Regions from separate parts of the Homo sapiens genome. Here region 2 is linked to region 1. A link is a loop called in an ENCODE intact Hi-C map of the cell type or tissue named here. Cell type or tissue: GM12878. All regions are shown on one strand.

Evidence for each region. Peaks named below come from ENCODE experiments on the same cell type or tissue, not always from the same donor. Only the 100,000 strongest peaks of a DNase experiment are listed, where the experiment ranks them.
Region 2: it touches region 1 in a loop (4-fold over the local background); 1 of 110 quality-filtered maps calls a loop at or near these places.

Annotation. Positions count from the first base shown.
Region 1 is chr6:116,088,485-116,093,484 of GRCh38, reverse strand. It overlaps a transcript of FRK not described here. Among named protein-coding and RNA genes, the nearest start is that of NT5DC1, 9.9 kb to the left of the region's middle. RefSeq lists a silencer at 2,094-2,339 and enhancers at 2,949-3,158, 4,532-4,701. In GM12878, no CTCF peak of the experiment used is centred here; a DNase peak (open chromatin) is centred at 3,094; H3K4me3 peaks cover 324 bases; H3K27ac peaks cover 2,816 bases.
Region 2 is chr6:114,713,200-114,718,199 of GRCh38, reverse strand. No RefSeq gene overlaps it. Among named protein-coding and RNA genes, the nearest start is that of LNCPOIR, 170 kb to the right of the region's middle. In GM12878, no CTCF peak of the experiment used is centred here; DNase peaks (open chromatin) are centred at 2,989 and 4,452; H3K27ac peaks cover 1,538 bases.

The DNA.
Region 1 (5,000 bases):
GCCAGGGTTTGATCTAACAATAGCATGACATCTTTCCAAGTGAGATCAAAGGTTTGCCCTAGACCCTGTAGGACATCTATGTACCTATCAGGATCATCTGAAAACTTCCCCAGGTCTACCTTGATCTGCTTTAAATCAGAGAGGGAGAAGGGGACATGTACCTGGGTTGGGCCAAATTCCCCTCCCCCTACAGCTTGAAGGGGACATAACTGATAGCCCGGGGGTTTTTTTGGTCTCTTGGAGATTTCTTTGCTTATTTCCTTCTGGGCAGGGGAGATTGGAGGAGGCTTATCATTAATAGGAAGGGGAGCTATAGGGAGGCTAGGCTATGGGGGTAAGCTGAGAGGTCCTCCTGTGGGATGTAAATTGCAAGCTTTGCATAGTTGTGGATTCACCTTCAATGAAAAGAAAGCTTGGACATAAGGTATTTCACTCCGTTTGCCTTCCCTCTTACAGCAAAGGTCAAGCTGCAGGATAGTATTGTTATTTATACCTCCCTCAGGTGGCCATTTTTCCCTATCAGAGAGAGAATATTGGGACCAGGCAATAGTGCAGAAAAAAATGAGCTGCCTCTTTTTCAGGGTTTGTGGGTCAAATTGGTCCCAATGGCTTAGGATGCATTTCAAGGATGAGCCTGTTGATGACTGAGTGTTTCCCATGTGAAAGAAAAATCTGCCCATGATTTTGGTTTGTTTGTTTTCCTGCTGCTACCCAAGAACTCGCAACGGTCCCCAGACCCTGCTGATCGGAATAGTTGCACTCACCGACGCAGCAGCAGAAACCCTTCTTGCTCAAGAACCCACAACGGTCCCTGGACCCTGTTGATCAGAATAGTTGTGCTCACTGACGCAGCAGCAGAAACACTAGTTTTCCTCCTACACCACAGGGAGGACCGAGGAAGGTCGGATTTAGTGGCCCTTACTGATGCTTTCTTGAAAACCTGCACCTTTGCCTGTCCTCCTAGACCACAAAGAGGACCGAGAAAAATTGGATTTAGTGGCTCTTACCGATGCATTCTCAAAAACCTGTTAGAGTCCTAAGCATTCTCCTGTTAGTATTGGGACCTTACCACTGTCCTATAAAGATGTTATGCCCCAAAAATGAAGTGGAGGGCCATACCCTGAGGGAGGGAAGGGATCTCCAGGGTTGGAAGAGTGACGCCTTTTGTCCTACTTCTCATCATATGGATAGGAAGGATATCATTTCTGAGACTCCCCATATCCTAGCTTCAGGAATAGCTTTTGTTAGGCCTTCTAGTCTGAGGGGAGATCCTAAAATTCCAGATAGTCCCCACCCGACAGGGCTTTGGGCAAAAATTATGCCTCTGATTGGTAAGCCCAGGTGCCTAAAGAAGGTAACAGAGTCCTGAAGTTTATACTAGAAATCATTCTTATAGGAGAAACTAGAAAAGCACCAGAGACAGGGAGTGGTTTTTAGAAGTGGGACTAGCCTCGGAGAATGGAGGTAAGAGGAAGCTTGTCTGACTGGCATTAGGACCCAAGAGGCGAGGGTCAGGCTAGATAGGATAGATGGGCAAGTTTCGCTTGGGTGACATGACTTTGAAAGTTCCACACATGGCTACAGGGTCAACCAACTTTTTGTCTGGACCCCAGAGCTGAATGGCTTTCCTCTCCGTCGACCCTCGGCTCAGCCCAGAAGTACAGGAAAAGTGGAAGCTGGTTCCAGGCAAACCAATGCTCCCAACTCCAAAGAGCCGGGGGTTGTCAGAGAGCCCTTTCCCAGAAACCCTGACACCCCTGTCTTCAGTCTGACGGCCACACTAGTCTCTTTTAACTGGCCAACAGTTGCCTGGTGTTTAGCCCCCGAATTCTAAGGAAAAATAGGACAGAATAGCAAGCGAAAGGGGTCCGATGGTACTCACTGCTTGGTGATAGGCAATAGTCCCTTCATGGTTGCCAAAATGTGTCTGGAGTTGGTTCCTTCCGGTGGGTTCTTGGTCTCACTGACTTCAAGAATGAAGCCTCGGACCTTCGCGGTGAGTGTTAGAGCTCTTAAAGGTGGCGCAGACCCAAAGAGCGAGCAGAAGCAAGATTTATTGTGAAGAGCGAAAGAACAAAGCTTCCACAGCATGGAAGGGGACCCAAGCAGGCTGCCGCTGCTGGCTGGGGTGGCCAGCTTTTATTCCCTTATTTGTCCCCACCCATGTCCTGCTGATTGGTCCATTTTACAGAGTGCTGATAGTGCATTTACAATCCTTTAGCTAGACACAGAGCTCTGATTGCTGTGTTTTTACAGAGTGCTGATTGGTGCATTTACAATCCTTTAGCTAGACACAGAGTGCTGATTGGTACATTTACAATCCTTTAGCTAGACACAAAAAATCTCCAAGTCCCCACATGACCCAGGAAGTCCAACTGGCTTCACCTCTCACTTTTGTAGGAAACTTCTTACAAAGATTGTGTCTAGATTTTAAAAAATGTTTAGAATATGAAATGAATTCCTCTTGGATAGATATTAAGTGGCAGGATTACAATTTTAAAAAAATCTCAAATGGTAGAGCAATGAAATGAAATTTAATTAAATGTTAAGTTTTGCTTTAAGGTTCAAATAATCAACTTTAATGATATATGATAGGGAATGTTGATTTGCCAGCAGCTGAGATGGAAATACAATATGGATAAACTCAAGGTAAGCTCAGCTAGTTCCAGGTTAAACTTAATGTCTCTTTGACTGTCACTTTATAATACCTCTCTTTGACTTTGGCTGTTCTTTTGGGGGTGTGGGGCTTCTAAATTGCAGAAGGGCTAACATACTATTGAGAGGTCTGGGGAGAGAATTTTGATCCTTGGTTAATGGCATCCATATGCATGGCTTTTCCTGGACTAGACCATCCCTGGTGATTTTAGGTTGCCTCTAGACACATTGTCTGTAACCACCACTGCTGTATAAACTTTAAAACACTTCAGTTACAGTGTTGTCTAAAACATGTTTAGTTTTGACTCAAACCATGCGGCCATTTCAGGCCTGCCTCTCCACACTCAGCCAACCTCTGTATTTATCTTGCAATCACAGGAAACCTTTGGTTTTGGAACCACAGAAAAAGAAGATGTATGTACTATGATGGGGGAAGGTGAGGTCACCACCTCAGACCCTGTCTCTAGATGTGACCCACTGTTCCTATTCTAATCACTGTCCCGTATCATCACATTACACCCTGCAAAGCTGTTTTCTCTCAGAATTCTAAATGCAAATCAGGACCTAGTTTTCTCTGCTTTGGGACCCCCAAACTCATGTTGGGGGTGCTGTTGTTTCCTGTGCAAGGGATTTAACCTTGCAGTGGAACAGAGTGTAGGACCCATGACACGACTCATTATCATGCTCTTCATCCTGTTTATCTGAGACTAACATTCACAGATAAAATACAAAATGCCCAATTAAATTTGAATGCCCCAAATTTTGTGGAACTTCTTAATGCTAAAAAATTATTTGTTTATCTGAAATTCAAATTTATCTGAAATTCAAATTTAAATTGATATTCTATATTTTTATTTGCTAAATCTGGCATTGTGAGACAGGGACTCAATATCCTTTTGCAACAAACTTTTTGGAAACATTTTTGTAATTAGTATTTTTTTTTTCCTTCAGAAGTAAAGTCAAATGTGCCTTGGGGTTTGTTATAGGCGGAAATGTGTCCGTCCAAAAGTCATATTTTAAAGCTCTAACCCTCAGTATTTCAGAATGTGATGATACTTGGTGATAGGGCCTTTGAAGAGGTGATTAAGTTAACATGAGGCTTTAAGGTGGGCCCAGATCCAATCTGTCTGTTGTCCTTATAAGAAGAGAAAATTAGACACATAAAGATACAGCAGAGATGCACAAACAAAGAGTGTGTGAGGACACAGTGAGAAAGAAAAGTCATGTGAAGCCACAGTGAGAAGGCAGCCGTCTACAAGACAAAACAGGCCTCAGAAGAAACCAAGCCTGCTGACACCTTGATCTTGGACTTCCAGCCTCCAGAACTGTAAGAAATACATGTCCGTTATTCAAGCCACCCAATCTGTGGCATATTGTTATGGCAGCCCTAGCAAACTAATACAGCATTCAAGACTATTTATTTACTATTAGAGTCTAGAGTTCATTTTGGGAAACAAAACTAAGAATTGTCTCTCTTTTCTGCTCTAGAAGATCTTCCTTTTAGGGCTGGGCTGAGAAAACTATTGCTGCTTTCTGAGTGGGGGGAAATTTGAAGCAAAGATATCTCAGTCAATATCTTAATGTTATGCAGCATGAGCAAAATCTATAAACAAAGATATAATGGAAGCATTTAAGCCAAGCCTTTTTATCTAGGGATTGGTGTCTCTGAGGGATTATGGGAAATTTGTGAGATAGTTTTGGAGTGTGGTCAGCATTTTGATGGTAATAGCAGTATAAATAATATGTAAGAAGACTGAAATGGTTCTTACACTCATGTCTGTCCTTTCCTCTTTTGCCTCATGTATTGATTCCAATTTTTCAAATATCTAGGTGAGTTAAATTTTTGATTATTTAAGGGTATGCCAAATATGAACATATTTCAGGAATCCCTTATAAACTGTGATCCAGTCAATGTGGGGCTCCCCATGGCTCAGTCTTAAGTGCATAACTTCTTTGTCTTCAGACCTCTTGGGCACCTTTCAGTCAGTTAACTCAGAAAGTGTTTACTTTCATGACTTAACTGACTGAAAGCATCCAAGGAGAGCTAATCATATTAAAAAACCAATCAATCATTCATTCATAAATTATTATTGAATTTGTCAGACATTGTCCCTGGCTTTGCTTGCTCTGAGCACCAGAATCACATCTGCAATATTAGCTAGACTTGAGAAATTGAACTACGACCATACATAAGAAGAAACCTTGAACCAGGGATGTTAGCAAGGTGCTAAATATTTTAGCTGAAAATGACATAGTACATATCACATACTCTGTAGTGTACAATTATATGTGTGTACATATGCAACAAAATATAAATGTTATTTGGTGAGATTATGACATTTGTT
Region 2 (5,000 bases), 1.4 Mb after region 1:
TAAAAGGCTTATTCTTTTTATTCTGCCCAATTTATTTTTTTTTTCTTGTAAAGACAGGGTCTTGTTATGTTGCCCAGGCTGGTTTTGAACTCCTGGCCTGAAGTTATCTTCCTACCTTGGCCTTCCAAAGTGCTGAGATTACAGGCAAAAGCCTGGCCTTACCTCCCCCATTTTTATCTTGCAGATTGTGTTTTCTCCCAACAACCATTTGATGGTGACTATTTATAGCTTCTGTATCATCAATTGCGTAGATCCCACTCAGTCTAGTTCTTTCATTTCCCCTAGTCCTTTAAAAATTGCAACAACTGACTTAGTTGCTTTACTTATTTCATTCTTACATTGAACACACATAGCCCTATCAGTTCTCTTGCCAATTCATAACCCTGCTCAAAATCCAACTTCCCCCAAATTATCTAAGTTTATTTTCCACTATTCCCCAACATGCAATCTCCATTCAGATTTGCCTTGTCTTTTTTTCATAGCTCACTCAGTGTTTGTTTCTACTTCTACCACTTGCCCTGCCTGTAACACCTTGTTCTTTAGGGACAACTTGAAATTTCATCAGCCTCAATACTCTTGAAGTCATTCTGCCTACAGCAGCTCGTATACCTCAATCTACTCTGTCCCTCCCCAGTACTTCAATCAGGCCTTTCAATTTAGCATACATTAAATGGACTTTTGTACTATTTCAACCAGATAGCTAGCTCTCTGCCCCCAGACACCTTCTGAAGAAACTTCAATACCATCTACAACCATATGCAGTGCTTACCACATGGTAAATACTCTTTGATTGAACCATATCAGAGGAATCTTTGTACAGTATCTTTATCTACAATCTCAAGATATAAAAAAGCTTCCTAAAATTAATATCTCTGGTTTTTTTCAAATAAAAAAGTAACACAAAACTTATTGTACAAGATGTAGACAATAACAATCTATTACCCAAATACCCAGATATCTACCGTCAACATGGTGATATATTTCTTTTTAGTCTTTTGTAGACAGACAGAAAAGTCACTTATTTCTTTAATTATAAGAAAAATGTGTATATACATTTATTTTTCCCACTTAGTAGAAAATGCGGGTTTTTATAATATACAGCCTTCAGAAACATAATATGCAATCATCTAATTATTTTCACATTATTGAACATTTCGATTTAATCCAATATTGTAATGTTTTAATATTATGAATAATGCTTTTATGAAGATACTTCACATAAATTTGCATTTTTTATATCCTTAGAACAGATTCCTAAGGTATAATTGCTAGATCAAAGGGTAGGAATTAATTGAAGACATTTGATTGATATTACCAATGTGGCAGGGTTAAAGTGCCTTCTTGATTTCTTTTTATCTCATTATTCATTCTCTTATATAATTATATATATTCTTATACATAATTCATGTATTCTACAAACATTTGTTGAATAAGAGTAACTGCTGCTCACTGAGGAGATACAGAAGCTGATTTCACTCTGGGTCTGCTGTTGTTAAAATTAGAAATTCCTCCAGGATAAGGGTGGCAGGGTATCTGTCTGTGTTAGTTTTCAATGTTGAGTTTCTGCCTCAGGCCCTGCTAACCAGATACCATTTGAGAGAGAACATAATCTTTCATCTGATTTTCTTTTAGGATGTGTGCTTTTTTTCAAATAAGGTAGTTTTCTCGGCTTCACTCAAGTGACTTCCCAGAGCTTCATCACGGGTTCTTGGTTATTCCTTTTACCAGGTACAATTCTATAACCCTAATAAAAAGCAACTGGGTGGTATTTGCTCTTTTTCAAATCACTACTCCTCCATGCCATTTTATCAGAACCATTAAAATCCAAGTGAGAATGCCTCATACCTACGTTTTCATTCCTGAAGGCTCCAAAGAGTGTTACTTGGAATAACCTTTTTACTAAAAGTCACTGTACTTCTCTACATCCACTCCTAGACATTTCTCACTGGACTTAATAAGTTATAAAGAATAAGTTTAATTTCTCCACTGACCTAACGATCACACTTGAACTCTTATTTCTGGAAATTAAATTACCTACAAATATTTCCCTTCAGCTTATCCTAATGAAATATGATGAACCCCACCATTTTACTCTGTGACGGTATCTCATCCAGAGTATTCTAAAATTTTACCTCATCAAAACTGCAAATGCCCATATATGACTTTTTTATAGGCAGCAGAAGTCAGAAGGCTAGGCAAGTAAGCCAACAGGAGCAGGAAATTAACAGATGAGTTGTCTCTAACCCTCACGTAGAAAACTTTTTATCTTTTATCCTAGTTTTACATTTTTGGCAACAAGAAAAGAAACACTTTTCTGAGGATGTTATTTGCCCTAGTTTATATCCAACAAGAAATATAGGGTATAGATTCTAACACTTTGAATAAAGCTGCAAAGGTTTTATTCACACTCACCTTCTTTTTCTTTTCTTTCAGAGACTGTTGAGAAAATAACAAAAAATGGGATGCATTTTTTTCTTTCTTCCATGCTGTCCTTGTACCCTGTCTACCCCAACTTGTCTTCCACTGACAGAGTTGCAAAGGAAGCTGAAATAGGAAAGCCAGGGTTGAGTGAACTGACCTAATACAGATCTCCTGATAGTGGTTACCAGAATCTAAATTTCTACAGAAATGGTGAGCTTAAGTAAACCTGGTCCTTATTCAGCGACACCTGAGAGAATCTATTTCAATTAGATGGGCAGAGCAACTAACAGAGGCAATGATTCTCAGCTGTGGCAATACATGAGGATCACCTGGGGAGCTTTCGAAACTACCTATATCCAAGTGATTCTGATTAACTTTCCTGGACTGGGGGCTGAGGTATCTGCATTGGTTTTTAAATGCCCCAGGTGTTTTTAATGTGAAGCCAGAGTGGAGAACCACTGAGCTGGAATTTCCCCACAGTGGTAATTCTCACTTTCACGCAGCAGGCTACAAAGGGGTTTTTGGTAAAGTGTTCATTTCTTACAGAGCCTCAAAAAGCATGTCAGGGAATAATGTCTTGTGTATTCTCCTAAGAGGAAGGACCCACAAAAGACGAGAGATAGGCTGAAAGTCAGAGCCTCTGTAAGCTTGCTGAACTTCTCAACAATGTGTCAACCTTATCAGAGAAAAGTAAAGTTCTCATCAGAAACCAAAACAGAAGTATAGGCAAGAGGACTTGACTAATACAGTGTCAAGAAGGGTGGCATGTGAGATGCACACATAGAGCTTCCCCAAGACACAGAAGACCCTACACCATTTATTCTAGCTTCTCCACAGTTGAGGATGAGTATGCTATATAGCCCTCACTCTGGTCAGAATGAGTAAGGTATTTTAGTGAAGGAGACTTTTTAAGGGCAGTGTATTGCAGACCTCAATTTATCAAAGCTGAGGAAATCTAAGCTTGAAGTTCTGTAGCTTCTTTATAATGGCTCTCTATTACAATAGTGCCATTTGATTGGAAGTGTGAAATTGAATCAACTTCAAAGTTTACTTTAAAATATAGCATATCTTATACATATGAAACTATCCTAGATTTTATTCTGATGACCCAATTGTCTGTCAGTCTAAGCTGTATCTTCTCTATGAACACTCCAGGAAAAGGAAAATCAAAATTGATCAGGATAACCAGAAAATAAAAACTAGAAGCAGAAGAAAACTGGATGAAGAGAGAGGAAATCAGCATTTTAGGTGAAATGGATAAACAGAAACATCAAATTTATCTGGCTTCTAGATCAGCTTCTTGCCCCTACCCTAGAAGACAGACCAGGAGGACATACCTGAGTTAAGTGCAAAGTGAAGATGGCCTTTGTTCTGCCTCTTTCTGTGATTTTCTTTTGCCTTTTATTTCCCTACTCTTGCTTCTTTTCTCTGACCTTTTCCTCTTTCATATGATTTTCATCCTTAATTTCACCTCAGAATCGCCTGATCTGCAATATGATTATGTTAAGTTTGTTCAACTTCTTTAAATCATTCAGCGACAGTTTCAGATTTGCATTTCTATTTCTGGAGTTCAGAGGGAGTATTTTCAAATTTCCTCCATTGTTCCTGAGAACTACCTTTATCTTATCACATTTCTAATCAAACTTTAGTCTTAAAATACCTGTCATTTCTCTCAGATTTTGGAAGTTTTTCTTGCTCTAGGAGAAGTTTTTGAAGAGTTTTTTTTTTCACTTCAAAAAAAAAAAAAACCATAGTCTGAGAAGATGATTTGACTTATCCTATGAGTTTATTCTGTTAATTTTAGTCATCAAAGACAATTTTTGCATGGTTTTCTCTCTCACACACACAGTCTCTCTCTCTCTCTCTCTCTCTCTCTCTGTCTCTCTCTCTCTCACTCTCGTTGGTAAGGTTTAAGTCTATTAATCACAGGAAGGTTTTAAATAACTGACCAGGACCTTTGAATGAATTCAGCGACACACATTTATGAGTCTTTAGATTAGTGTTTGGTATCAATTTGACTGGTATCAGCAACTTTTGGAAGGTCACATTTGACTATCCTACAGCTTCTCAGATTTTTCAGGGGTATCATCCAAGAAGGGAAGCTGAATGCATGCTGGGGACACTCCCTTGATCTGGATATTTTTATCCCTCCATAATTGCCAGGTAGGCTCTTACCTGCTACTCACCCTCCCACCCTGTCTCCACTGACTGAGAGACTAAGTTGCTGGCCCCTCAACTCCTAAAGGGAAATTCTCCCTATCCCCAGCCATAGAAAGGGCCCATACAAAGGTCTGGCCTATTACCCAGGTGTCCGACCTCAGTATCCATCTTATTGCCCTCTCAGCACTGCAGCTTCTTTGTAGGACTGACACTCTGCCCTCCTGATTGTCTTGTACCCCACATCTGTCTACCAGCAAGGGCTCTGCCATAAAGGAACAGTGAAAACTAAAGGGAGGAAATATAATTTGGCTTTTGTCACCTCCTTAGCAAGCCTCCCTTGACTACCCTAAAAGAGCCCCTTCAGTACTGATATACTAGCCCAGAATTGTGTGTGTGTGTGTGTGTGAGTGTGTGTGTGT